Linked DNA regions of Mus musculus: regions 1, 3, 4, 5, 6 and 7 are each linked to region 2. A link is a loop called in an ENCODE intact Hi-C map of the cell type or tissue named here. Cell type or tissue: heart. All regions are shown on one strand. Region 1 holds the start of Dtl (denticleless E3 ubiquitin protein ligase). Region 2 holds the start of Lpgat1 (lysophosphatidylglycerol acyltransferase 1). Region 3 has its middle 7.2 kb from the start of Gm39741. Region 4 has its middle 3.0 kb from the start of Nek2. Region 5 overlaps Ints7 (integrator complex subunit 7). Region 6 holds the start of Pacc1 (proton activated chloride channel 1). Region 7 overlaps Ints7 (integrator complex subunit 7).

What was found. Peaks named below come from ENCODE experiments on the same cell type or tissue, not always from the same donor. Only the 100,000 strongest peaks of a DNase experiment are listed, where the experiment ranks them.
Region 1: it touches region 2 in a loop (3-fold over the local background); 12 of 42 quality-filtered maps call a loop at or near these places.
Region 3: a loop joins it to region 2, with 2.3 times the contacts of the local background. A loop is called at or near these places in 2 of 42 quality-filtered maps.
Region 4: it touches region 2 in a loop (4-fold over the local background); 18 of 42 quality-filtered maps call a loop at or near these places.
Region 5: it touches region 2 in a loop (2.1-fold over the local background); 11 of 42 quality-filtered maps call a loop at or near these places.
Region 6: a loop joins it to region 2, with 2.0 times the contacts of the local background. A loop is called at or near these places in 4 of 42 quality-filtered maps.
Region 7: it touches region 2 in a loop (2.6-fold over the local background); 13 of 42 quality-filtered maps call a loop at or near these places.

Annotation. Positions count from the first base shown.
Region 1 is chr1:191,573,498-191,577,497 of GRCm38, forward strand. It overlaps Dtl (denticleless E3 ubiquitin protein ligase), which reads right to left and starts at 2,047. Exons shown (of 15, transcript NM_029766.3): 1 at 1,852-2,047. The coding sequence starts at 1,903. It overlaps Ints7 (integrator complex subunit 7), which reads left to right and starts at 2,139. Exons shown (of 20, transcript NM_178632.6): 1 at 2,139-2,454. The coding sequence starts at 2,361. In heart, no CTCF peak of the experiment used is centred here; DNase peaks (open chromatin) are centred at 1,514, 2,154 and 2,534; H3K4me3 peaks cover 3,809 bases; H3K27ac peaks cover 2,498 bases.
Region 2 is chr1:191,715,627-191,719,626 of GRCm38, forward strand. Lpgat1 (lysophosphatidylglycerol acyltransferase 1) reads left to right here and starts at 2,398. Exons shown (of 8, transcript NM_172266.3): 1 at 2,398-2,579; 2 at 3,728-3,992. The coding sequence starts at 3,755. In heart, a CTCF peak has its summit at 2,336; DNase peaks (open chromatin) are centred at 2,355, 2,765 and 3,295; H3K4me3 peaks cover 2,440 bases; H3K27ac peaks cover 2,540 bases.
Region 3 is chr1:191,639,940-191,643,939 of GRCm38, forward strand. No RefSeq gene overlaps it. Among named protein-coding and RNA genes, the nearest start is that of Gm39741, 7.2 kb to the right of the region's middle. In heart, no CTCF peak of the experiment used is centred here; a DNase peak (open chromatin) is centred at 1,712; H3K4me3 peaks cover 340 bases; H3K27ac peaks cover 1,374 bases.
Region 4 is chr1:191,816,446-191,820,445 of GRCm38, forward strand. No RefSeq gene overlaps it. Among named protein-coding and RNA genes, the nearest start is that of Nek2, 3.0 kb to the right of the region's middle. In heart, a CTCF peak has its summit at 1,583 (motif pointing left); DNase peaks (open chromatin) are centred at 1,586 and 2,006; H3K27ac peaks cover 562 bases.
Region 5 is chr1:191,621,464-191,625,463 of GRCm38, forward strand. Ints7 (integrator complex subunit 7) reads left to right here. Exons shown (of 20, transcript NM_178632.6): 20 at 1-2,227. The coding sequence ends at 1. Among named protein-coding and RNA genes, the nearest start is that of Gm39741, 26 kb to the right of the region's middle. In heart, no CTCF peak of the experiment used is centred here; a DNase peak (open chromatin) is centred at 1,518; H3K27ac peaks cover 908 bases.
Region 6 is chr1:191,324,046-191,328,045 of GRCm38, forward strand. It overlaps Pacc1 (proton activated chloride channel 1), which reads left to right and starts at 1,857. Exons shown (of 8, transcript NM_025864.4): 1 at 1,857-2,031. The coding sequence starts at 1,996. In heart, no CTCF peak of the experiment used is centred here; DNase peaks (open chromatin) are centred at 877, 1,856, 2,416 and 3,649; H3K4me3 peaks cover 1,876 bases; H3K27ac peaks cover 1,784 bases.
Region 7 is chr1:191,583,547-191,587,546 of GRCm38, forward strand. Ints7 (integrator complex subunit 7) reads left to right here. Exons shown (of 20, transcript NM_178632.6): 4 at 2,978-3,115. Among named protein-coding and RNA genes, the nearest start is that of Ints7, 9.9 kb to the left of the region's middle. In heart, CTCF peaks have their summits at 1,111 (motif pointing right), 2,372 (motif pointing right) and 3,700 (motif pointing right); no DNase peak of the experiment used is centred here.

The DNA.
Region 1 (4,000 bases), 140 kb before region 2:
TGACAGGGTGACAAGAACTTTTAAATTACAATAGGATAAATTTGCGGAGAATTAAGATAGAAATATTCAGAAGAAAAAGCAACCATATAAAACATCGAACAGTAAGCATTTGCTCACCTTTTCAAAAACAGAGACCACGACTTCCACGTTGGTATAGTTGTTTATAGTGTCAGATGTATTTAAAAGGCTAAAATAGTATTTATCTTAAGATGCTAACTCACTATAAGGCTAAAAATTATAATTTTGCATGTTTAAAGTTTATAGTAAAAATTCTTAGATATGGATTTAAAAACTCACAAAAGTAATTATATTTCCATCTTACAAATATCGGTAGAGAAAGGAAACTAAAGGCACATTTAGAGGCTTGTTATGATCAGGGAGTAAAGTATCAGGCCCAATGGTGGGGATGGAATAGAGAAAATGGAAGACTCAGTTTGAGGTAAAGAGGCTGAATCTGTGGGGATGGAAAAAGAGATTCAAGCAGACTTAAGGGATTTCTTTTTTTTCTTTTGAAAATGTCATAATGAGGAATATGGAGTCTAAGTTTTAGCTGGGGACACCAGTTTAAAATAATGTCACTCCCAAAAATTGGGAAGAAGCCAACTCAGTTTGGGGCATTAGAATATAAGATGCTTGTATGCCTAACTGTCTAGATTAAGTTCAATACATACAGCTTTTACAGAAATTAACCCAAAACATAGGGAATGGAAGAGTGTAGCAGCAGTAGAATCCTTACTTACGGCTATAATCATTTAAGGCCCAGCAACACCGGAGGGGAAAAGAGATGCAGACTTCAGGAGGTAACAATCAATGAATGCCAGTGCCTATCACTGAACGTCTGTCTGGCTATCTGTAAGCCGGAACGACAGACTGAAAAGTGGGTAGACAGAAAATGTAGCACATAGGAAAAGAGGTGGAGTTGAAACTCAGACGCTCCGAAGACCGCTCACAACCATTGTGCAGGGCGGCCATTCCTAACACAGGGCGAAGTAACTTTTGTAAAGTTCGAGCAGAGAAAGAGGCAGAATGTAACTACAAGAGTATCCACAGAGGGAATACGACTACAAAGTTTTAGATCCGGGCAGGACCTCAAGGAGCTTTTCCTCTTCTCAACATTCTTAGGACCACTCTTCAAGGTCTTAGTTTAACAACACATCAGCCTAATCGCATCTCAGATTGCCAATGTTTTTAAGAGTACTGTAGGAGATGAGCTGGCTTTCTATATGCTAACAGGAGAACATGGCTGAATTCCACCGTGAAGAGAAAAACGAGTTTAATCCCATTTCTGGAAGTACCTCGGCATCAAGACACATTTGGAACAATACCCTTCCATCCATTACCCGTGGTCACCTCGTGGGTGTGGCTATGGGCATCTTTTAGTCTGTATTTTAGGACTTTTCAGAGCCTGCAGAGATGGGGGAGGGGACTTTGGCGCCTTAAGATTGAGTTCCTTAACTGCGGGCCATGCGCGCTGGTGCACAACGAACTTGCAGGGATCGCTAAGGTTCTGCAGAGACGGCAGGCACATCGCTGGTGCCAAAGCGTCTCCCACCCCCGACTCTCACAAGCGTGCACTCTCTAGTTAACGCGCGATATTGACGTAAGCAGCCAGGGGCCCGGGACGCCACTGAGCGTCCTAACTTCGGCCTCCGTTCCGAACTAAAAAGCTCGATTACGGTGAAAAGCGTCCGGAAGGAACCCAAGCACGATGTTCTTCGGCGGTCCTCGCTCGCCCGGATTCGCTCCGGCCGCGGGAGACCTGGAGGCCCACAGTCGGCAGCGATCCAAGGTGGAGCGCCTGGGGGGAGGTGGTTCCCGCCACGGCCAGCGGCCGTTGGGGCCGTTACTCACCGTTCCTCAGGACGCCGAGCTGCGGCTGGCGGAGTACCGAGTTGAAGAGCATCTGGGCCTGAGGAGAAGGCTCAGCTGAGGGGAACGCCGAGAAGATCGCCCCCAAGTTCCACAGGAGCCGCCGTCTGCACCCTCCACAACGCGGCGCGGTTTCGCCTCCAACTCCCGCCACTAAGAGCCCCGGCCGCCAAACTCCGCGCCAAACTGACGTCACGCTTTCTGATTGGCTCTCGTCGCAGCGTCCTGGCGCCTCGAAGGCTCGCCCCCATCCTAAGCTCCGCCTCCCTCTCGCTCAGCCGCGGGAACCCAAGGTTCACAGGCTCCCTGAGCGCCTGCGCGGGGGGGCCCAGAGAGGAACTGGCGAACCGCGGGGCGACCGAGGCGCATGCGTACACTGCCTGACAGCGCGCGGAGGGAAAAATCCGCGAGACCGCGGCGGGAGAAGATGGCGGTGCTGGGGTAGAGTTTGCAATCTTTGTGACTGGGCGAGTCGGGTAACTGTCCGGGTCATGGCGTCAAACTCAACCAAGTCGTTCCTGGCCGATGCCGGCTATGGCGAACAGGAGCTGGACGCTAATTCCGCTCTTATGGAACTGGACAAAGGTACGGAGGAGGGACGCGGGCGAAGCGTCTGGGGGGAGTGGCGCCACCTAGTGGCGGCAGCTACAGAGGCTAGAAAGGCGCATGCGCCGATGTATGGGGCGGGAAGCACGGCTGCTAGTCTTGGAGCCAGCGCTTAGGCGCATGCAGGGTTGCTGGAGTAGCCTTGCACAGTTGGAGCAGAGGCTCGTGCTTGCGAGGATGCCTTTGACCACTTGGGGGCACAGTCTCTGGTTTCCCAGGCAGCAAATAAGATAAAGTGCTGAATTTTGAGATTATTTTTTAAAACGTTCAGTGCAGGTGAAGCCTTCATTAAGAGAGCCAAATGATTTTCTGAGCGTTTTACAGCGATTTGTCTTGCGAGACTGTCAATTGCGCGTTCTAAAGCAGGTTCCATGTGGATGAGAACATCCGAAAAGCTTGGCTGAACGCGCTCATTCTCTGCACACAAGTTCCACGAGTTAGTTCCCCTTATACAGGTAGCTAAGAGAAAAAATTTTAGGGTTAGGAGTTAAATTCCAGTTCTACTAAAGTGATTATGGAATGCGGCATTATCATCTAGCCTCGATATGTCAGCAAAGTGGGCACAGTATGTCAGCTGTTGTAAATGTTAAATGGCAGTGGTATGCGAAAAGATGCCTTTATTAAAGGCTGAAGAGGGACTTTGACAGATAGCTATCCATAAAGAAGTCCTGTGTAAATGTGAGACCTTTGCTTCAGTTTCCTGCCAAGGTTTTTACACTATAGGCAATTCTTGGTTAACTGTAGCCAGTGTGTAACCTGTAGAGAACGGGACTGGAAACCAAGGATCTGTAAGTTCAAGTCTGGGGGGCAGGGTGTGCCAAGTAGGGACTGGGGGATGCTGAGAGAACCTGGAGGTCAATTAGACTTTGGCATGTTAAATATGCACCTTAGTTCCTTGTCCAAGTTTGAAACCAGTTACAGGTAAGAGTTTTTTACGTTTTACTAAAGTCTGTGACATCCAGGTTGGCCTGTACTCCCTAAAGCCAAGGATAACTCTCAACTTTTGATCCTCAGCCTCCCAAGTCCTAGACCTGATGTGGCCCATTACACTGTTTTATTCAGTGCCAACTCCCTTCCCACCGAAATGTGTATGGCTCTAGCGTAGCTAATCTTGTCCCAGGCTAAGAGTAGATAGTGTTGTAGAGCAGGGTAAGGATATGGAGCAAGGAAAGGAAGGACATCCAGAGTTACCTTCTAAGTGTTGTGAGCCAGTGTGATGGTTTACTGTGTGAAACACTTCCTGTGCAAGCCTGACAGTCACACACATGTGCACACATACATACAATAACAATGAAATAAGGTTTACATTAAAAAAAAAAAAAAGATGCTGCGGCTGTAGGGATGACTTAGCCTTTAAGAGGCCACACTGCTGTTTTGTGGGACCAGAGTTCAGTTCTCAGCACTCACACCCCAAACCTCACAACTGCCTGTAACTCTAGAGGGTCTGTTATACACCCATCTCTCCCTCCCCCTACATACACATAATTAAAAGTGAAGCTCTTTGAAAGAAAAGGTTACAGTTGTA
Region 2 (4,000 bases):
AAAACTAGTGACTAGCATTTTGTTGTGGACTAATGCAGACAGAACAGATGTGATCCAATAATAACTTGCAATTAAAAGGTTGTACCTCCAAGATTCAGGTTACTTAAAGTCTATAAACTATCAACCTCAGAATCTCCTATTAACAATTTTTGTTTCTTTGGTTGACTGGTTAGATTTCTGAGACAGGGTCTCTCTCTACATAGCCTCAGCTGCCTTGAAGCTCACTACATAGTCCAAATTTGCCTCAGACTCACTCAGAGCCACCTGTCTCTGCCTCGGAGTACTAAGATCAAAGGTGTGCTCCACCATGCCTAGCATTCCTTTAATACTCTGAAAAAAATGCAGGCCCCCAAGATCTCCTGTTATACTATTCTTTTATGTATCTGGGTTCTTACTGTGGTAAAATGTCACAAATGATGCTTTTGAAACCGAAATCTTGAGCTCCACTGCTTGGCTAGCAAGTGCTAATTCTCTTAAGTTAGTGTATCTAGTGTTCAGGCAGATGTTCTACCATCTAGTAAGCAGATATAAGTCTCGATGCTTGTTATCAGTGTCAGTGGGTACCACAGCATGTGGAGAAGCTGAGTGAGATGAGAACAGGTGGAATCCTTGAAGAAATTGATGTTTGATTCTGGAAATATGTCTTTTGACTATCTTCCTTAAGAATATAATGACACAACTTGAATGGTCATCTTATTACACTTCTCTCCTTAGGTTTATTTGAAGTTCTTGGTGCCTAAAATGAAAGGAAGAATGGCCAATGAATGGGTGTATCTGACTTTTCTTTTGCTACTCATCAGTTGAGCCTCTATGGACAGTTCCTTGACAAGGCCAATTGCCTTTAATTCTTTTTAGGTGTGCTTTGTCACAGGTTGGGATGGGCCTTGAAAATACACATGAGCTACATCCCTAGCATGCCCTGTACAGTAAAATATGTTTGTGAACAGGTAAAGGATAATAATAGCTATAAAGGCTAACATACATGGAAATTATTTATATATCTATATCAATATCATACAGGTTCTGTGTAGAATAGGAATTAAAAAAATATTTTCACATGGCAAAAGGCAACTTGCCTGTCATTCCTGGATCAAAGTTGGAGGAAAGAGAGGGACAGTTTTATCAAAGCATGAACATTTTTTTGGTTTGATTTTTTTTTTTTTTTTTTGACAAGGTCTAGTAGCCTAGGCTGGCCCAGGACTCCTGGCACTCCTGCCTTAGCCTCTCTGGTGCTGGGATTATCTATGAGAACCACCACACTGGGCTTTGACATTTTCACAATAAGTGATACTCCTTCAAATATGGCAGTTCCCTAGAGACACGTGAAAACTGCCATCCTAGCTGGGCATTGTGGCTCAAACCTATGACCCCAACTTTGGGGAGAATGAGGCAGGATGTTTTCTACATGTTGAAGGCCAGCCTGAGCTATGTTATAAATTACAGATCAGCCTGGACTACATAGAAAGTAAGGCCTGGTTTTAAAAGAAGGAGAAAACAAACTGCTGCTCTAGTCACAAAGCTTTACCTATTCATAGACAGGATCTCTAACTCATTCTTTATCCTAAGCTAGCCTGAAGCTCACATCAATCCTCCTGCCTCAGCTTCTCAAGTGCTGAGATTAGGAGCATCAGCTACCACACCCAACAAGAGATACTGGGTCTGAAAGGACCCTTGGTTTTGGTGGTTTGGTTTTGTCTTAGGTATGCTGTCTGTATTCCTTATGGTGTTCAGCCTTTGAACCCAAATTCAGCTAATGTCCTAGTAGTGATCAGGGCTGGCTAGGAGTTCTTAAGGCCATTGTATTCAGTATCAAGCATGTGGCTAATTGTTTTTTCTTCATTAATTCAGTTCTATTTCTGTGCAGACCACTGGATTCTCACTGATCTGCCCCCACCGTGTGTGTGTGTGTGTGTGTGTGTGTGTGTGTGTGTGTGTGTGTGTGTAGCGGGATTGAAAATGTTGTCATTCAGGTTTCAGGTGCTTTCCAGAAACAAGAACTCTGGCACTTAAAACAATTGATTTAAAACACTAGACCGTAATGCCTTGGGGAGGTTCAGAAGAAAAGCTCTGAGCCCAAGCGAGTTTCTTTAGGAATGAAAAGGAGAAAGCGTGCCAGCCTGGGGCGGCCAAAGGAGCCGCAACAATGCAGCGCAGCGGCCCTTTTGGCTGAAAGGGGTCCAGGAGGGCCCGAAAGGTCCGCGCGCGCTGGCAGAGCTGGCCTTCTTCCTAGACCTTTCCGAGCAGCGTTCTGCCCCGCCCGACTCGGAGCTCGGCGACGTCCGGGGCCTAGGCCGGGCGGCCCGGGGCGCCCTCGACCGCGCACTAGGGGGTCCGTGGGGCGGGCCGCGCCGCGCCTTCGTTAGAGGGCGCTCAGGGGCGCCGCCGCTTCCTCCCGCCAACCCGCCCCGCCGGCCGGGGCGCACGCAGCCACCGGGCCCTGGGGAGCGAGCGAGTCTCCACGCCGCCCGGGACCTGGAGCCGGGAGGGCCGCGCCGCCGCTGCCGCCGCCGCCGCCTCCTTCCGCCGGCCATGCATTCTTCCGGCTCCCGCAGCCCGGGCTGGGTCCCGGCCTGCCCAAGGTAAACCTGGGGCGCGGCGGGCCGGGCCCGGGAGGCGCTGGGGGCGGGGAAGGGTGCCGTTGGTCGCGTGGCCTGTGGAGGAGGCGGCGGCGGCCCGAGGGCCGAGGGCGCGGTAGGCCCGGGGAGGAGGCGGAGGCGGGGGCGCGGGGCATCGCCCGCCTCCCCGGGACCCGCCCCGGTGACAGGTCCGGCCTCTGAGTCCCCACCGCGCCTCTGTCCGCAGGCAGCCGCGAGGGGACTAGGGCGCCCGCGCGCCCGCTCGCGCCGCGCCTCGGGCCGCCTGGGCCGCCGCAGCCGCGTCCATGACCGCGACCCCCGGGCCAGGGACTCCCGCCGCCGCCGCCGCCGCCGGCCCTCGGCCCTGTCGCCGCTCGCCGCTCGCGCCCACTGAGGTGAGCCCGCCGAGGAGGATACCTGGCCGAGGGGAGCCCTCTGTGGAGAGCCCGCTGAGGGGACCCGGCGGAGGAGAGCCCGCCGCGGCGACCCGGAGGCCGTCCGGCTCCTCACCTGAGGAAACCGCTGCCCGAGCCTCCTCAGCCGGGCGTCGCGGGCTCCACGGGCTCCGCATCCCTCGCCCCTCGGCTTCACCTTCTGGTCCCGCTCCCCTCCCCCTCCCCGCCGGCTTCCTCTCATCTTCCTCCTTCTCCTCCTCCTCCTTCCTGGGCCCCTCTCCTTTCCTTTCCCCTTCAGTGGCGAGGAAAAGCAAGCACCCCGCTCTTGCGGACGAGCCCTTGGGGGAGCCCCGGTAAAGGCATGGCCGGGCGTTTCAGGACCGGCGTGGCGGGACCTCCGGCCGGCGGGTCCTGGTCCGGGTCCAGGTCCGGGGCAGCGTGCGGAGACCGAGGGTCGCAGTGCGGGGCCGCCACCGGCTAGCGGGACGGTCTAGCGTTGGTTAACTGTGTTCCGCCGTGGCCCGTGCCCCGCAGAACGGCTCTCTTGACCTTGTGCGGCTCCTCCCTCCTCACTGTCCCCCTCTGGAATTTGCCCTCGAGATCGCCAGGCGGGCGAGCGAGCGAGCGAGCGAGCGCTGCATCTGGAGAGCGTAGACCCTCGCGTTTTCTTGTATTTTTGTGCTGGAGATTTCTGTGCTGCTGCCGCCGACTGCACCCATTTTTCCTTTTGAAATGATTTTTTCCTTTCATCCCCAGAAAGACAGGACCGACGCCAATGTAAGAATGGCCGTGACCGTGGAAGAAGCTCCGTGGCTGGGCTGGATTGTAGCGAAAGCCCTGATGAGATTTGCCTTCATGGTCGCCAACAACCTGGTCGCTATTCCATCCTACATCTGCTATGTAATTATACTGCAGCCACTCCGAGTGCTGGACAGTAAGCGCTTCTGGTATATCGAAGGACTCATGTACAAATGGCTTTTAGGAATGGTGGCTTCCTGGGGCTGGTATGCTGGATACACAGGTAAGAGG
Region 3 (4,000 bases), 76 kb before region 2:
CCTATGGCAGCTTTGGGGACATTTCCCCAAAGGAGGTGTGGCAGAAGTGCCCTTTGTCTTGTCAGTGTGGCTTCAGGCCCAGCGCTCTCCTGAGCATAAGCTGGCTTTTACTTGTGGTGTTCAACAGACCATTTTCTCTTGAAGGAGGTGGGTGCCCCAAGCTGTTTTCACAGGTAGTGACATACAACAGAAGCAGTTCCTTGGACAGCTGGGGCTTAGTCTCTGGCAGTGACCCCAGTACTGCCTTTCTCTGCCTTCAGTCCCCATTTCTGCTGGGCACAGGCCTAGCAGTCAGAGAGGTCACCTCTCTGTCCCTTTCTACGCCTCTTCTTGACCTTTGCCCACAGACTCTGCACCTGGCCAGCATCACCAGGAACCTTGTACTGACCTCTGGGAGGTTTCTCATGCTGCAATCTACTATCATTTGCTCAAGCACCTGACTTCCTGTCTATCTGGGAGCCTGGAGGCCTGTGTCCTGGTTGGTTTTGTGTCTCTGGCCTCTAGTATGTGTGAGAGCTTAGCAGTGTCTATAAACATCTGTGGAGTAAATGACTAAGTGAACAAACAAATGATTAAACCAGCTCAAGTCCGTTCCCTTCACTGCCCTTCCATCCTGACATTGTGAATCTGCTGGTTTTCTCTAGTCATGTTTGTGGGGAAGGAGTATATACGTGTGTGTGCATGCATGGACACAGGTGCACTCAGTTGTGGACATGCATGTGGAAACCAGAGGTTGCTGTCTTTCTCTACTGCTTCTTAGCTTGTGAAACAGAGTCTCTTACTACACCTGGAGCCCACTTGGTCAGACTGTCCGTCCAGTCAGCCAGCCTATGGGGTTCACCTGCCTGTTCCTCGCTCACACCAGGTTACAGATGTGAGCTGCCAAGCTCAGCGTTTACACCAGTGCCAGAGATCTGAACTCAGGTCCTCAAATCTGTGCAGCAAGCACTCTGCCCACTGAGCCATCTCTCCAGCCCCTGGTGTTTCTTTCTGCTTTGTTAAAAATTTAAATTGTATTTATTATGTGTTTTGTGATGTGAGTGTTGGGTATACAGCACACGGCTTGCTGCTGAAAGTCGGAAGACAACTTTCCTGTTTCTCTCACTCTGTCTTTATGTGTGTCCAAGGATCCGACTCATCTGGCTTTCATGGCAAGTGTGCTTGTCTGTTGATCCATCTCCCTGACCACTGATGTTTCTGTGATAGTAGTTCTATCTTTTTTCTTCCCTATATGAAAGACTATGAAACAAAGGCCTTTCTTTTCAAACCTACTAGCACTATTTTTAGAAATGTGTGTGTGTGTGTGTGTGTGTGTGTGTGTGTGTGTGTGTGTGTTTGAGAGAGAAAGAGAGACAGACAGCAATAGACAGGACAGACAGAAAAACAGACAGAGAGCGAGAGAGAGACAGAGACAGAGAGAGAAATTTGTTTTAGTTGTTTTGGTTTTACAAAGATGTCAACAGCAACCCTCTTTGCACTCCTTCTCTGTTGGGGAGTTTCGTAAACCATAATTACTTTCCTGCCCTGTCCTTGCCCCTTCCCTCCTGTGGCCTATGGTCACCACTTCAACTCAAATGACCTTTGGCATGAACAATCAAGAAAAGGTTTTGCTCAAACATCAGAGAGAGGGGCAGTCAATTAGTTGTCCTGGCTGCACACTGGGAAGTCCTCCAGGACACATTCCTGCCCTTTGTCACTTGCTGAGAGGAGCAAACAAAGCTGCTGGTAGCTCACCAGTGTCCTGGCCAGTCAGGCAACAGATGTGCCTGGTCTGCAGTGACCTCCCTGGGGGACACACACCCCTGCCTGCCGTTGCTATGTCTCTGAGGCCACAGGCTGCTTTTCCTTCCCACTACAAGGCAGGGAGAGGGGCAGAGTGGCTGGCTCCATCCTAAGGCTGTGGAGGATAGAGGGTGAGGAGAAGAGAGGGCGCCAAATAGGAGAAACTCTCTGCAGGGCTGGACCACCTCTCACAGTACTCTTCTTTCTCCCAAGGGACCCTACCCATCGCGTTGCCAGGTGACCCACACTGCATTGCTTCCAGGCCCCTAGGTTCTCTGGGCAGCAACAGCTCTGCTGTCATCCTGGTCCGCATCACCTTCTTCAGGTGGCAGAATGGTTCCTGGAGGGATGGGTCTGTACAGAGGGGATTCACAGAGAGGGGAGTTAACAAACATGCAAGTGCCTGTGCTATGTCAAGAGCCCGACTTCCCTCCCATGCCAGCTCTTCTCTTCTTCCTGTCCATTAACAAGACTATTAAGTTGCAAATGTTCTGAATTATTAATAATCTTCTCCAAACAACCTCTTTTTCACATATCTGATTTGCTAAGGATTGGTTTTTTTTTTAAGGATTTATTTATTTATTATATGTAAGTACACTGTGGCTGTCTTCAGACACACCAGAAGAGAGCATCAGATCTCATTATGAATGGTTGTGAGGCACCATGTGGTTGCTGGGATTTGAACTCAGGACCTTTGGAAGACCAGTCAGTGTTCTTAACTGCTGAGCCATCTCTCCAGCCCCTACTAAGGATTGTTTAATCTCCCAATTTCCCACCCATTAGGCAAGACATGAAATTGATGGAATACTGTTCAGACTTCAAGAAGAAGGAAATTGGCAGGGTGTGCTGATTCACATCTTTAGTCCCAGCACTTGGGAGGGAGAGGCAGGTGGATTTCTGTGAGTTTGAGACCAGACTGGTCTACATAGTAAATTCCAGGACAGCCAGGGCTACAAAGAGAGATACTGTCTCAAAAACAAACCAACAAAATAAAATAAAATTATAATTAAAAATTAAGGGCTGGAAACATGGCTCAGAGGTTAAGAGCACCAGCTGCTATTACAGAGGTCCCTGTCAATTCCCAGCACCCACATGATAGCTCACAACCATCTATAACTCCAGTTCCAGAGGATCTGACATCCTCACACAAACATACATACAGGCAAAGCACAACACACATACCAATAAATAAATAAATAGGAATAATTTAAAAAGAACAATAAGTAAAAAGGAGAAAATCCTGTCAATAGGAACAATGCTTAAGTGAAGCATGCCAGGCGCAGGAAGACAAACCCTCTGCATGGCTTCTCTTACACGTAGAATCTAAAAATGTGAAAAGCAGAACTCCCAGAAACAGTGGATGCTGGCGACCAGGAGTGGGGGAGGGGAGGGAAAAAGGACACTGACTATTACAAGGCGAGTAAGTTGTAGCTGTGAGGTATCACATGTGATTCCAGGGGATGTCAGTCATATGTGAAATTCTCAGAGGAAGAAGTCCAGTGTTGTTAACAGAGACTGAGATAAAGGGATAAAGATAGCCAGAGAGATGGGGAGGGGGAAGAGAGCTCTGTGTGAGGAGATGATTGTGTTAAGGATCTGGCTGTGATAAACATGTCATCTCGTACACACACATGGAAAGCCTGCTTCTGCCCATTGGGCTACACCGCAGCCTGCCTCCACAGGCCCCTGTGGCCAGACCAACCTGCTCCCTGTGTTCCCTGCCTCACAGACCGTGCCTTCTAAACCACAATGCCAGATGAAACTCCCCTCCTGTAAAGCAGACGTTTAAAATATATCTGATTCTTATTTGTTAGTCACACCTCTAGAAGGCCTTAAAAAACAACAATTATGATGACGTGTGCCAGTCTTCCCAGCGATCGAGAAGCTGGGGCAGGAGGAGCTGGGGCAGGAGGAAGAAGGATTTAAGATCAGCCTCATCTACACAATGAGCCCAGCCAACCTGAGCTGCATGAGACCCTACCAAAAAATATAAAATAAAGTAAAACAAAAGAACAATAAGAACTGCTCCTGACTTTTACATTGACTCGGTGTAAAATAAGCACATGCTGAATACAGAAAATACTAAAATAAAAATAATTGCTCTAATCATTAAAAACATATATGAAGTTGCTTGTCTTTTCATAGCTACATGACAGAAATTCTTCTGTTATATTTCTGGCTGTCTATCTCTAACTTCCTCACAAGACACTAAATCTCA
Region 4 (4,000 bases), 100 kb after region 2:
GGAGTGTTGGGTGTTGGTTTTGGACACACAGAGGTGCACCATTCTAACTCTAGGGGAGGGGGAGGGAGCCAGCCCCAGGCTGCTGCAGGAGGATGTAGCACAGAAACCAGCTGTCTGTGTATCATGCTTGCGGCAGGCTGGAAAAATGATGGGAGCTTCTGGCAGAGGGGTTGGAGGAAACGCAGGGGCAAACTGTCTGCACACAACAACACTGAAGTCTCTCTAGTATCCTTAATTTGGGGGTTGCAACAGTACAAGTCTGAAACTCTCCCTGTTTGAAACATTGTGGTACTCTGACCACACACAGGGTTCCCAGCCCAGTTCTCATCTTATTCTTCCATAGCTGCCTGCCATCTGCCCCGGGCTGCAGTCTGTGCTGTTGGCAGCATCCACAGAGTCCCTGCCACTATCAATGTATCTCTCCAGCACTCTTTTCTTCGAGTTATTTACTGAACATATACTGTGCATTACACAGTTTTGTTTTGTTTTTCTTTCTTTCTTTCTTTCCCCTTCCCATTCTCCCTCTTGCTCTGGCCCTGCTTGCTTCAGCCTATAGGTTCTTTATTTATTTCTCATTATGGATGGTTGTAAGCCACCATGTGGCTGCTGGGAATTGAACTCACGACCTTTAAGAGCCACTGAGCCATCTCACCAGCCCTTTTACAGGTTTTTTTTTTTTTTTTTTTTTTTTTTTTTTTTTTAATGTTTGGAATTGAAATAGAATCCCATGGCTTCCCCCTCCCTGGACCCCCTTCCTTCCCCCCTTTCAATTGGTGGACTTTTTTTTTTTATTATTATTGTTACACACATATATGTGTGTGTGCGCATGCACAGATACATATAAATGAATCTGTTTCTGTTGTCTGTGTGTGTGTACAGTTCCAAGGACAACCACTTGGCATTAGACAAACAATCCCTGGGAGAGGCTACCTCTCCTTCTGGCAGTTGTTAGTTGCCTTCGTTCTTTGTCTAGAGGAAAAACCCTGACAACCTTTCCTTATTCCATGCCAGCTCGTCCGCTGATATGACATTGTTCCTGACTTTTCCTCCTTATGCAGCCATTTCTAGAGCGGCTGTTCACAGCGGATGCCTTGGTCCTCTGGCTCCTCAGATCTTTCAGCTCCCTATTCGTTTGCTTTTCCTGAACCATAGACAAAGGTGCTGTGTGTCCGTGTATTCCCTGCAGCTGGGCTCCTCATGACCTGTTGATTTCTGCATTGTGTCCAGTTGTGGTTTTCCGTGATGGGCTCCATTTGCTGTGAAGAGAGGCCGCTCTGATGAGGGGTGGGAGCTGCACTGACCCAGGAAAGGTAAGCTGAGCACCTACTCTAAATTTTTGAGACAGTGTGTCATGATGTCGTCCGATTCTTACCAAGAACCTTTCCCTTTATTTTTCTCTTTGTAGAAATCTTTACTAATAACTTCAAAACATTGTCATAAACCCAGATTTCAAACCGCCCCAAGTAATCCTCAAGATGACTCACTCACAAAATGTCTGACCCAACATCCTCCCAGGCCAGTCTTGGAGTCTGCGGGTGGTGCAGAGCTGCTCCTTATTACGCAGTGGCGTACCGCCCTCTAGTGGGAAGCTTGTGTCAGTACACAGACGCTCCCGGAGGCGAGCCTGGAGATTCTTCAGTGAACAGAGCTAACGATGCTAGCCTTTAGCTAAGAGAAGGAAGACAAAAAAGTAGCAAAGTCAGGACAAAAGCCAGGAGCTTGCCCAGGAAGTGCACTGTGGGCCCAGGGCACAGTGCAAAAGGTCCCTCCCTTGAGATGGCACACACTGTTAATGGGGACTGACAGCAGAAGCAGATTGGGCAAGAATAGTGTGAGCCAGGTCCTGCAGGAGCCAGATGGCTGCCCAGAGCAGGGTAGGCTCATCTCTCCGCTCTCGGTTGATTCCTGCCCCACCTCCCATCCACACCCGATGACCCCATACTGAGGACTGAACTCAGGGCCTTGTGTTTGTTGGATGAACTCTATACCGCTGAGAGGAACCCCCAAAGCCAACCATTTCCCACTTTGGTAATTACTGATTTGTCCTGTAAATCCTCCCCCGCCTTTTTTATTATGGTGGTCATTGTGGCTGAACACTCTCACCTAGGGCCTCTCTCTATACTCCCAGGACAGCTCCCCCGAGATACAGCTGGCATGGCTGAATACTTCAGGGATCATTTGGAATCTCTGTGTAAGTCTTAATAACAGGCCTTACTGCATCTTTATTTAACAAAGCTTTTTTTTTTTTTCTGCCTTCTCTATTGCAGGACTTACACTGGCCACAAGCAGTTTGATGTTCAGCTAGAAAACAATCACAGATATCACGACAGAATTGATTTACACTGTTCTCTGAACATCTTGGATGAGGCCCCTCAGAGCAGAGGTGACAAGGTTGGAATTCCGCCTTGCAGGACAAGTTGTGTCCTCTGGATAAACATAATAGAGGGAGCATGCTGTTGCCTTGAGTAAAATCCTGGGCAGAAGCAGCTCAGGAAGAGGTGGGTTCAACTGTTTCACAGTTCATCAGCCTTGGAAAGCAGAGACTTTACAGCCTGGCATGGTGTTGCATGCCACAAGCAGGTGGATCTCTGAGTCTGAGGCCAGCCTGGTCTACAGAGTGAGTTCCAGGACAGCCAGGGCTATACTGAGAAACCCTGTCATGAAAACAAAACAAAACAAAACCAAAAAGAAACTTGATGCTTCTGGTCACTTTGCACCTGCAGCCAGGAAACAGGAAGAGATAAACAAATGTGTGTGCTTACCTAGCCTTCTCTTTTTTATGTAGTCCTAGACTGGTGGTTTGCATGAGAATGGTCCCCAGAGGCTCATATATTTGAATGCTTGGTCCCTACTTGGTAGGTCTGTTCTGGGAAGTTATTAGGAAGTGTAGCCTTGTTGGAGGTGTGCCACTAAGGGTGGGCTTTGGGGTTTTAAAAGCCCATGCCAGGAAGAGTCTCCCTCTCTCTCCCTTCTCTCTGTGCTCTGTGGTTCACATCTCAATCTGGAAGCTCTCAGCTACGGTTCCAGTGCTATCACGCCTGCCTGCCACCATGTTTCCTGACATGAGGATAATAAAGGACTCACTCTCTGAAACTGTAAGCCCCCAATTTAAATGCTTTCTTTTGTAAGTTGGCTTGGCCATAGTGTTTCTTCGCAGCAACAGAAAAGAAACTAAGCAAGGACCAAAGAACATTGTTGCCCACTTTTAGGGTGTGTCTTTTCCATTCGATTAATTTAACATAAACCCTCACAGGCATGCTCGGAGGCTGACCTAATCTACGCTGTCTCTACAAGTGTACCCAAAGGCTTGACCCCCTAGGTGATTCTACATCCTGTCAATCAACAGTAACCAAGGTGGGGTAAGGCACGAGGTAGGGATGCAAGTGGAACTTCTAACAACTGGAAGGACAAGTACCAAGTTAGTCTTGAGAAGCTGAGAAAGTGTGTTGTGTTTGGAGCGAAGAGTAAGAGCTCTTTGTCTAGAAAGAAGATGAAAGGTTGTGTGTGAAGCAGGCTGGTCAACAAACTCAACATAAGCATCAGTACACCCATCACATACACACCACACGCCTATACACCACATATCACAAACACACCACACACACAACATGCTACACATATCACATACAACACTCTACACATCATAAACAACACACACAGCACACACACACACAACATACTACACACATTACATACGACACACACACACAAACATACCACACATATCACATACGACACACACACAAACATACCACACACATCACATATGACACACACACACCATATAAATGACCTCAGGCATTTGTAGCTCCTTATATAATTTCTGAGACCTAAATTAATCCTACCCCTTTGAGGTGTGACAATGTCCTTGAATGCTAATTTAAAAGTTCTCCTGGCTGGCAATTCCAATTAGCTTATACTAAATTCAGCGCACAAAATACATTTATTTTTAACATAAGGAGGCTTCTAATTCTTATTAATAGGACATTGGGTTCTTTTT
Region 5 (4,000 bases), 94 kb before region 2:
GCTGTGCTACAAGCATACTACTGCCACACTGCACAGCCATCAGACTACAAGAAGAGTCTTCCGCATGTGCATTAAGTGTCAATGTTACAGTGTGAAATCCAGTATTCACTGATAGCTGTAATGTAACATTCTGGTGAAGTTGTTTTTGTTGTTGTTGTTGTTGTTTTCTTAAAAATTTAGTGTAAGAAATAACCTGGCTCTCAGCCAAAATAAAAGTGCTTTTTTTTTTTTTTTTTTTTCGAGACAGGGTTTCTCTGGGTAGCCCTGGCTGTCCTGGAACTCACTCTGTAGACCAGGCTAGCCTCAAACTCAGAAATTCACCTGCCTCTGCCTCCCAAGTGCTGGGATTAAAGGCGTGCGCCCAAATTTCTTAAACCCAGTCTTCTGTCTCACACTTAGCATTTTTGTTGTATTATTCTTTGTGGTTGGTGAGCTTTTCTTCTTCCAAGAATAGTCACAGATCATTGGTAAATTTGACTGTGTCTCTGTCTACCAGAATTATTGTGCTGACTGGCCCGACCTGGGGTTTTGAGGCAGGCAGGGAGTACTGTTGAGTCGTGCAGTGCTTGTCCTGGGCTGGAGAATGAGGCCTTCACAGAGGCCGCACCTGCCTTCTGGTCTGTGGGAGCCTGTGGGCCACAGGCTCAGCGGCCTGCTGCATTGGCACCTCTTACCCACCTTCTGTCCTGAAGCAATGTTAGTTTATTGTTTTGGTCTTTGATTGACCCAAAAAACAGCTCCAGCTAGAAAGGTTGGAAATGAATGTGTTGTTTTTTCTGGTATGTGACTAGTGTGGACTTCTGATATTTTTTTTCTACAAATGGAATGTGGTTCACATATGTCTTCCTGTTTGATGTAAAGGGAACAGATCCTTCCCCGCTCTGGTTTCTACTAGATGACGTATTACTCTACACCTGATGTCTAGACAGCTATCTCCGAGACGTAACCTCAGCTGGGATGCTCAGGGAACAGACTCTGGCTAGCCAGAAAAGCCCTTTTTCTACTTGAGTCATGGTCAGAAACTACATGACAACACACTGATTCTAGGTTTGATTTAACAGTTGACTATGGCTGCTCAGTGCTTTTGGACCACGGTTAATATGATGAGCTGAGCCTGCCGATACCCCCTGTGGTCATTGGTGTTGGGTGCAGTGGGCTGCTAAGGGCATGAGCCCTGGATTTCCCTGTGTAAATAAATCTCCTAATTTCTTTGCTTGTGTTTTACCTTTTTTTTCTCTTCAAAGTCATACTGATTCATAAGAGGACTTGACTTTTTTTAAATGGAGTTTGGTTTTTGTTTTTTCCTGTCGCATCACCCCAGGGACTGAGAAGTGATCGACAACTTGGGTTCCCCTGAGGTCACTTTGCTTTGTGAGATGTTACCTCTGCATAGCCCATTCTGCTTGTCATAGTCTGTGCAAGTCTACTGTATCCACTGTAAGTGACCTCCCCCCCCAGCCACCTCAGTGCACATGGTGCACAGTCGGCACTTGGTCAGCGTCTGGGGACTGATGCCAGAGTGCGAGGGAAGACCCGTGCGGAGCCCGTGTCCTTTGCTGGATATGGAAAGAGCTGAGTCAATGTTCCACTTTGGGCTCAGCAGTGAGTCGCGTGTCTCTGTAGAGTCAGCCTCTTAGCAAATGACTGAATTAGGCTAGGTCTCTCCACTCTAACTCAGCTTTATCAGGCAACTGGATTAAAAAAAAAAAAGATAGTGGTGAAGAAAATTGGGGAAAATGCCAGAGATTGAACTTGGTTGAGGACCCAAGTCCCACTTACTCTGTCACCGGCCTGACTTAGCACCCAGAGGAAGACCCTTTTTTTCTTTCTTTCTTTCTTTTTTTTTTTTTTGGAAGACGGGATCCAGGATCTCTCTGTGTAGCCCTGGCTGTCCAACCACTTGCTTATAGACCAGACTAACCTCTAACTCAGACTGCCTCTGCCTCCTGAGTGCTGGGATTAAAGGCGTGTGCCACCACGCCCAGCCTGTCCTTTTTCACTCTTAAGTAGCTGATATTGTAGAGTGAGTTGCAGGTCTCTGGCACTGTTACACAGTAGATTCCAGAAAGAATGTAAATCTAGTAAGACACTCATTTCTTTTGTGGCCCTCACATTTTATGTTATTAAGATGTTTTGATACTTGTGGTTATAAACTCTTGGATTCCATGTACTGTGGTGACCCCCAGACCCCAACAGACTTAGAAAACAAATAAAAGCAGGTCCTGATCGTTGAGTGTGAAAGTAACTGAAGCAAACCGGACTCTGTCCAGAAGACCCAGGAGTGGCATTGTCTGGCTGTATGTTCACTGTAGTGGGTTGTTTTTAAATCAACCTTTAAGTAGTTACTCAGGAAGAAGATTGTGTTAAAAATTTGACACTAAAGGATAATCCCCCCCAAAAAAAGATAAGCAGGCTGGGTAGGAAATCAGTGTGTTTCCCTGTTTGGTAATTGCCTTTCAGAAGGCAGGCCTGCTTTCCTTGGTACTTACTGAGTTCTGTGTAAGTAGGTGAGGAGAACATAGTCTTTGCACCTACACTGCCCATGTTCAAACTTTACCTACGTTTGTGACCTTAGAAAAGCTACGTACTGTGTGTCATAGGGTTATTAATGCTGTGCTGAAACACCAGGATCAAAAACAACTGGAGAGGAAAGGGTTTGTTTGGCTCACTTATCCTGAAGCCACAGTAGTAAGTCCAACAGCAGGAACCTGGAGGCAGGAGCTGATGCAGAGACCATAGAGGGCTCCTGCTTACTGGCTTGCTCTCTATGGCTTGCTCAGTCAGCTTTCTTATAGAACCCAGGACCACCAGCCCAGGGATGACACCACCACAATGGGCTGGGCCTCCCCTATCCATCACTAATCAGGAAATGCTCTACAGCTGCATCTTAGGAAGGCATTTTCTCAGTCGAGGCTTCTTCCCCTCTGATGACCATAGCTTGTGTCAAGTTGCCATAAAACTAGCCAGCATACCATGCATGCCTCCGGGGGAACTCATCTGGGCTGACATTGAGGGTGGATGGCATGGAAGTCTGCCGTCAGCCCCACCTCCACATCTAAGTAACTGATGGAGAACTCCTTTCCTCCCCCTAAGCAGGGACAGTATTTCAGTGACATCCCAACTCTGCTGCTTAGGCGGCAGCTTTTGTCCAAGCCAGCTTGTGAACTCTGCTAGTTCCCGTACTGTGCCCAAGGCTTGGCCGGCACTGGTGCAGCAGGTACAGCAGTGGGCAAGTTCCTTGTGTTCAGGGCCATGCCACTTCCTGTTTCTGACTCAGGGTTCGAACCAAGTGTGAATGAGAAGCCCACCCCCCGTACCCCTCCCCCACTCAGGGGCCTTGACAGCTGGATAAACCAACCACCTCAAAACCTGATTTCTCCTCAGATGAGGGTCTAGGTGGGCCTCTCCAAGTAGCTGCTGTACCCTGCTGTGAAACTTAGCACATTGCCTCAGTGTTACCCAGCCTCACAATGCAGGTTTCCTTTCTGTCCAGTCTTAATGTGCCTTGAATGGGGGGTGGGGGTGGGGAAATGGGAGATTCCTACAAAGCCTGGGGTCTCTCCTGACTACTGCTGTCCCACGGTGAAAATCCCATTGGCTCTCGAGACCTCCAGAAATAACCCCAGTCAAATTCTCCAGACAAGTTCCTGCCCAGAAGTGTGTGTAGTTAGCTGCTCTTGAACATGGAGTTTTGGCTACATGATGGCTCATGTCACCAACACCCTCTGATGTCCTGTGCCCCGAGGCAGCCCCTGTCATGTCTCGGAGTCCCCTTTCTTGTCACACTCCTCTGACTCTTGGTGCCGTCTGTGGAGTGCAGCTAGTAACACCCTGCTCTGTGGCATTGGGAAGAGTCACATGACAGGTGTCATCCATCAGCAGACCCTTCACCTTGAGTCAGCTTCCTCAGACAAAGATGGTGCGGGCCATATGGGCTGGTGGCCCAGGAGGCATTCTGGAAAGGCACCTCAGCTCTGCCTCTGAGAAGAACGTGCGGGGC
Region 6 (4,000 bases), 390 kb before region 2:
AAATGTCTTTAGGGTTTGAATAACTCTGATAAAATGCTATGATCAAAGGTAACTTGGGAAAGAAAGAGTTTAAATTCACCTTACAGTTTAAAAATCTATCACCCAGGGAAGTCCGGGCAGGAGCTGATGTAGAGGCCATGGAGGAGTGCTGCTTACTGGCTTACTCCTCATGGCTTGCTCAGCCTGCTTTCTTATTGCACCCAGGACCATCAGCCCAGGCAGGGTGGCACTGCCCAAGTGAGCCGGGCCCTCCCACATCTATCACCAACCAAGAAAATGCACCACAGGCTTGCCCACCGGCCAATACAGTGGAGTCAGTTTTTTAATTGACTTTCACTCCTCCAAAGTTGTGTCCAGTTGACATAAAACCAGCTGGTACAATAACATTCATTAAATGAGATGTAAACTGGTATTCCATTAATGAACTTACCCAGAATTCGTTAGGTACCTACATGGTATTAAGCGCTACACATACTGACTGTCTATAGCTGCTTCCCAAAGTTTTGGCAACCATCAAGTGCGCATTTGTCTACATTCTGGCCCATTTAATAGATGGAAGAGCAGAGGACCAGGTGGCAGGGCAGGGAAGAGTGGTGGTAAGACACAAAGAGAGGAGCCCACTTCTCCCTGGCACACTTTGATAAAAATGTTAAACTTTTACCAGAGATCTGCTAAGTTCTTAAGTCTTCCTTCCGATGCTCATTCTGACATATAAGCAAGAGCTTTTACCAGATGAGGCAATTGGATGCCATGACCAATATTAGGCTGGAACCCCTGCTCACCCCCTGCACAAGGTAGGGAAACCACGCCTGCTCTCCTTCCCCAACCCTGCCCCCACAGAGACACCCTACCGCCACTCCTGTCTGCTTGGAGAAAACTCCTGGCTAACACATCATCACTCCTGTCTCCCTGTTTCCAGCATCCCACCAAGAGTGCCCACCCAGGGGCTTAGGTTTTGACCATGTATGGACACAAGACTAGCTCCTAGCTGGCAGGTCATCACTCCTTGCCTAAAACCTATAAAACTGCCTTGCTTTATTCTAGGAGTGGGACTTTGCTGACCCCCACCTGTGAGATTGGTGAACCCTCCTGAGAGCTGCCAGCTAATAAACCCGTCTTTATCTATTTTTAATCTGGCCTATATCTGTGTCACTGAGAGAGAGAAAATGTCTATCAACCAAGAGCAGATCCTGCTGGGCTCCACCTTCTGCCCTGGCTGTCTTACATAGACTCAGATAGCCAGCTGACTACCTCATGGCGGTACCAGCCACAGGTACTTACACACACTCTACAGGAACCTTAGTAAACTATACAACTATTGCAACCCATTGCTTGGCTCTGGAAGGTGCAACCTGAGCCAGGGTTGTTTCACACAGTCCATATCGACTGCTGGCTGTCACAAGCCTTGTTGAACTCTAGAATTTTGTTATTCCTTTCTCAGATGAAATAACTTCTCGATCATCACTCTCTCCCTATCCTTACTGACAGAAGGTATCCTCATTACCTCAGTGTACTAATCTGTAAAATAGAGAGAGAGAAAAAAAGTTTCCTTTGCAGGATTCCTTGAAGGATCAAGACGTAAGCGTACGGAGAGCTTGGTACACAAAGGGCTCTTTGGACATTTATTGTCATTATAAACCGCAAGGCCCAGTTTCCTCTCCCCTTACTGGGCGCTCCGACTGGCCTTTGTGCCATGCTGCACTCAGGCACTCCATTTTTCTGCCTGTAACAAAGAGAGGAAGTGCGAGGCTATTGCTTGCCTCTCTAGCGGGAGGTTGAGCCCAGCTGGTGCTTTCCCCACCGCTCCCGGCACCTAGAACTACAACTCCCAGCGTCGCCCGCGGCGGCAGCAAAAGATGCGCATGCGTTGAGCGCCGCCACGCCTGGTCTTGGGCGGTAGACTAGAGCGGGTCTTGCTTAGTAGAGCGGGCACATCTTGGAGCTCGCGCCTCCTGCGGCGTCGCGGTCCCTGGTGAGCCGTAGAGGGCCAGTGCCATGATCCGACAAGAACTCTCCACGTCCTACCAGGAGGTGCGGACCGGACGGGCGCGGAGGGCGGGCAGGGCGCCGCGACCCCGGTGCAGGTGGATGATTGGCACTCCGTGGCATGCGGGCTCTGCAGCAGGTGGAGCCCCTGCGTGGTCCCGGCACGCGGGGATAACAAGGGACCCTGGAGTCTGGCTGTGGGGAACGCGTGTGGCCAGCAGCTCCTCGGCAGCTCCTCGCCTTCCCCAGAACCCCAGCAGCCCTTTGTCTGTCGCCCGAACCTCCCGCTTCCCTTCGCAGAGCCGCGCTGGCTCCGGGCCCCTTCTGTTCCTCTGGTGTGGGGCTTCCCCGGCTCTGCCCTGCCTGGGTGTCTTTCCGCGACGCCGCATCCTTAGCCGTCAGCCACCACTGTCCAGGTTTGCTCGAGGCCGTGCAGCCGCCCCATGCCGTTAGACCTTGTCCAACCGGAGCAGCCCAACCTTAGCTTGTCTCCATGTCCGTCTCCACCCACGGAGGCCCTGGCCACACTGGAAACTCACACTCTCCAAACGAGTTAGCAGCGTGCTGAACTCAGCGCCCTGGGGTCACTGATGATCCCGGGTGAATACCAGGATGCAGACAGCTCTTGCTTCTGCGGAGTTTTGGGGTACTAGCTTCAGAGGACCGCAGTGTAGCAGAGCTTATAAGATAATGTATTGAAATACAGGCTGTTGTCCTGTTCGCAGAGCAAGGCCACAAGTAGATAGATTCAGGTGCTCACTGGAATCGTGCCTAATGGTAGAAGGCGTTAAAGAGGCCCCGCCTCCCTTTGCGTTCTTCAGATCTGTTTGAAGTCCCAAGAAGACTGGCTTGCATCTTTCTTGCCCGGGTTGTTTTGAGAGCGGACCTAATGAAATTAGGTATTTGCTGAGGTTCCGCTCTAGAAAGGAGCTTTCTGAGAAGTTTGGCCTGGGATAGGCAAAGGCTTGTGCTGGCTGCTGAGTATCAAGAAGGCGATTGGAGGGACGGGGATTGCCACTATACCTGGGTTCTTGGGACCACTGTCCCTCTTGAGTTTTGTTTTGTTTTGTTGTTGTTGTTTTGGTTTTTTTTTCTTTTATGTAAATCATCTAGGGTAAATGTGAAAGATCTCTGAGGGCTGGGGGTGTCTGTAGCCGAGATGGTTCAGTACTTGCTTAGTACTAGGAGGTAGAGGCTGAAGGCCCAGAAATTCGAGGTCATTCTCCACTATAGTGAGTTTGAAGCCAGCCTGGATTACATGAGACCCTGTCTCTGAGTGGAGAAAAGGTACCTTTTCATGTGATATCCCGATGAGCCTGGGCTGGACCCCTGCAAACCACGGGGTTCACCTGCCTAAAATGATGGGACACTGATCCCGGACTTTGCTTTCTCAGCAGCAAGATTTCTCCCGTCTGACAGGTCATGTGAGAAGACTGCTGAGCTAGATTGCGGTTGCCTGGTACCTGGACATCTGTCGCCCCTGCTTTGCCATTTGCACCCACATCTGTGGGCTTTAGTGTCCCACGGAGACACCAGTTTTGCTGTTGTCAGTTTTTTTTCTCTGAGTGGACTCTAAGCCACATTTCCTCTTCCTCTAGGAAGTGGTTAGGACCGTGGGCTTTGGAATGAGACCAAGGTGGCGTGATTTCTGTTTCACTAACTGACTGTGGCTCTGGGAGATGCTGAAGGGTGACTCCAGTACTTGTCCTGTTTGGACTCGGAACTAGAGTCACTTTGGGTTATTGCACAATGACAAGCGTTGGGCTCTGAATCGATCATTATGATTGTCCTTAAAGATGTACCCCAAGGGGGTGCACACTGCAGGGGACCCTGTAAAAATGGAGGCAGGGGTTAGACATCAGGCACAGCTACCAATAGCCCTGAGAATGCCAGGGTAATCAGCAGAAGCTAGGAGACAGGCTGGGAATACAGGTCTCCCTCACTGCTCATCGAGCCAGCCCTGCTAAATCCTTTCCTGTAGTTTCCCAGGAAACTTCTGTGAGAGAAGACAGAG
Region 7 (4,000 bases), 130 kb before region 2:
TCCTTTTGAAGATTCCTAGATTGGCAGTGAACTTGGGGAATCTTTCTATGTTGGCCTCCCAAGAAACTGGGATTCCATGTCCATGCCACCGTGCCTGGCTGCACTCTTCTTTCACTTCTGTTTGTGTAATTACATGTATTATTAAAGGGACATTTTTGAAACTCAGATAATTAAATTATTAGTCTCTGTTCTGGATTTTCCTGCTCACATAGTGCTCTTTTAAGCTAGAAGGATTCAGGAATCGACTTCACTGAGAGTATTTTTTTCTGGGTTGAGCATAGGTTCAGAATTAGTTTCTTTATCACCCTTCTGCCTTTTGATTAAGTTGAACATCATTTGATATTTTAAAGTCAGTTCTTGGGGCTAGGGATGTAGGTAAAGGGCCATCCTAGCACTGCTGCTGTTCTGGGTTTAGTTCCCAGCACTGCGTGATACTGGGTGTGATGGTGCACATCTGTAATCCTAGCACGTGGGAAGCTGGGCCAGGGGACCAGAGGTTCAAGGTCATTTTGGCTACCCAGTAACTTTAAAACCAGCCTGAACTGAGACACCAAGATGGCATTGTTACCTTTAGAACCATCTAGCCAGGCAGTGGTGACACACGGATTTAATCCCAGCACTCGGGAGGCAGAGGCCAGCCAGATCTACAGAGTGAGTTCCAGGACATCCAGGGCTACACAGAGAAATCTTGTCTAGGAAAAAAATAAAACAAAACAAAACAAGACTGTCCGACCTTGCTTACTTGAGGCAATAACCTCAACACTACAAAACCAGAGAAGGACTGGGAGGGTGAAGACAATAACCAACTGGGACTTAAAGCTCAGACACATGGTCTCAGCACTTCGGAGGCAGAGGCAGAAGGATCTCTGAGTTTGAGGACAGCCTGAGCTACAGTAAACTCCAAGAGACCCTGTCTTTCCAAAAAAGAAAAAGAAAAGTTGAAGATTTCGTCTCAGTAGTTAATTGATAGACTATTGTGTAAAAGAAAGATACGCTTATATTAGCACAGAAAGTGATAGTGCTAAAAAAGATTTTGGGGTTTTATGTGTATGTGTGAGTGCTTGTATGTATGTATATACACTGCTTGCATGCCTGGTACCTTGGCAGGCCAGAAGAGGGCATCCAGTCCTCACAGGAATTGTGAGCTGCTAAGTGGATGATAGGAACTGAGCCCAGGATCTTTGCAAGAGCAGCAAAAAATGGCATCTACGTTAGCCGATTCCTGTCAGTGAGTACAGTATCAGAGGTTCAGAAAAGGTCTCAAGAAACATCATCAACAGAGGGGTCACTGAGTTAGGGGCTCTGTCTGAACTGTTTTCACAAGCATGTATTACTTGAGTTGTTATCAGAAGCAACTAAGAGAATAATAGAATTTTTAAAAATATATTTTTCACATCATTTGGAGGTAGTTTGAATATTTCGACAATTTTCATACTTAAGTGTTTCATTCCTTGTATAGCCTGTATTACTGAGTTCCAGCAGTTGGGCCTTAAGAACTGTTGCTGCCAATAAAGCTGGTAATTTCTAGTAAGTTTTAAAAGAGATATATTTTAAAGACAAACTATTGCCTTGTAATCTTTAACAGTACTACTTAAAATAAGAAGTACTAAGGAATTGTTTCTAAACAGTTGGATCAATAGTAAAAAACTGCTGACCAGGATGTATTGCAGTTGGCCTACTCTGATCCTTTCTGGTAGAGTATTAGATTAATAATAAGTTATGATTTGTTTTGAGACGTAATTAGTTTCAAGTTTTTTTTATGAAACTTAATATAAATTAAAAGGGTCCATATTATGATGTTTCTTTGTTTTTTGAGATAAGGTCTCATTGTATAGACTGAATTCAACTCTTCGAGTTACTGCCTCTGCCTTAACTGTGCTGGGATTGAAGGCGTGCACTACCATGCGTGGCTATCTGTCTTGTTTATGAGGAAGTCAACTTCCCTGTGTAGTGAATTTTATCTTTGTGAAGTAACAAAGTGAGGTGTGTGAGGTTAGAGGTTACTACTACCTAGGCTACTACAGGAACATGGTGCTGTCAGTTTCAATGTCCATGGCTTTCTGCAGAAAGGATTTCTCAAGCTCTCTGTGGTTTCTATTTAAACATTTATTTTTATTTTCTAAATATACTTTGTGTGTGTGTGTGTGTGTGTGTGTGTGTGCATGCATGCATGCGGGCATGTGTGCATGCATGAGCTCTCTCACAGAAGACACATTTGGGGAGTCAGTTCTTTTCTTTGGCTGTATGGGTCCCAGAGACTGGACTCAGGCTGGCAGAGCTGGTGGCAGGGATCCCTCCCGCTGAGCTGTGTCTGGCCCTGTGTTTTCTAGGTTTTACTTCTCTTACTGTTGCAGATGCTGAGATGAGCTGCAGGGGGCATTCTCCACCTCTAGGGAAATCTTCTCTAATATGGTAGATTAAAAAAGCATTATGCCAGTGGTCATTGCTGTATGCAGGGGAGGGGGAAAGTGTGCCTTGTGATTCTGCTTACTAGCTGGTAGGTTGTATTTTTAGTACTTTGTAAAGTAGACTTCTTTATGCAGCCTTGATATTGGGATGCTTTCATAATTTAAAAGTTCTTTCCTGGGCTCTGATTCCTGACCTGTACTTCATGGTGATTTTTTATAAATATACCTGTATGTGTCAGAGGCAGGGTAAAGAGAGAATAGGATGAAGCTCACTTGACTGACGTGTATAAAAGCACTGAGTGCAGCCGCCAGGGCCAGGAAGGAAGAGAGAGGCAGGTAGGAGAGAAGGGAACTTGCTTTTCCTACGTATTTTAATATTTCTGATATACTTAAGCATACGGATATGCTTAGATTTGAGTCACTGCTAGATTCCTAAACTTAAGCGTTCTTAACCTGAAATTTATAGAGTGACCTAAACTTTTTGGGTTGATAATCTAGCTTACCTTCCTTTTCCTGTCCTGATTTTGAGTTAAGTATTTTTCTGTGCTTGTGTCTCTCCGTTCCTGCAGGATGTTGGGAAGTCTGGCGTCCATCATCCCTGAGAGGAAGAATGCCCATCACAGTATCCGCCAGAGTCTGGATTCCCATGATAATGTAGAAGTCGAAGCTGCTGTTTTTGCAGCCGCAAACTTCTCTGCACAGTCGAAGTAAGCATAGTCCTTTTAGTAATTTGGCTCCTGAGGAAATTTTTGAAAAAGATAACTTAGTATCTATAGTCACTTAATTATATAGAAAGGTGTAAATAATGACTTGTATTTTCTAAGAAGTTGTACAAAATGTTGGGGAAGAATATTCAAATGTTGATTCCCAAAAGACAAGGACCTCATAACCTGGTTTGGCGAAGCTGCCTTTGGTAGCTTTGGTGTCTATTGAATAGCCTTCCATAAACATCCATGATCTGATTGTCTTTGGCACAGCTGGCAAAGATAGTAACTTAAAATAAAAACTGACATGCTACTCTTGGGAGGAACACAAAACACATTCCAAGAGCAAGCATTCAGAATTCCCCTCACATAAGTCCATTCTTGGACTGTGCTTGGACACCCTGCACTGGCACTGCAGGCATACCATAACTGGCTCTTTTTAAGTGTGTGTTTTGGGAATTGAACTCAGGTCCTCAACTAGACCGTTACCAATTGAGCTATCTCACCAGTTCGATAGTATTTATTTATTATTTCTATTTATGTAAGTGTATATGATATGCATGTAATTCCTTGTGGAGGCAAGAAGAGGGCAGCAGATGCCCTGGAGCTGAACTTACAGGCAGTTATAAACCTTGTGATGTGGATGGCAAGAACTGAACTAGATTCTTCCGTAAGAGCAGTAAGTGCTCTGGACCATTGAGTCATCTCTCTAGCCCTATAACTTTATGTTGCTTTCTGAGACAGGGTCTCACTGTGCTCTGGCTGTCCTGAAACTCACTATGTAGACCAGGCTGGCAGAGATCCTCCTGACTCTGCCTTCCAGGTGCTGGGATGAAAGGTGCCAGTCACTATACCCAGCCCAGCCCAGCCCCATAAATTTTAAAATAG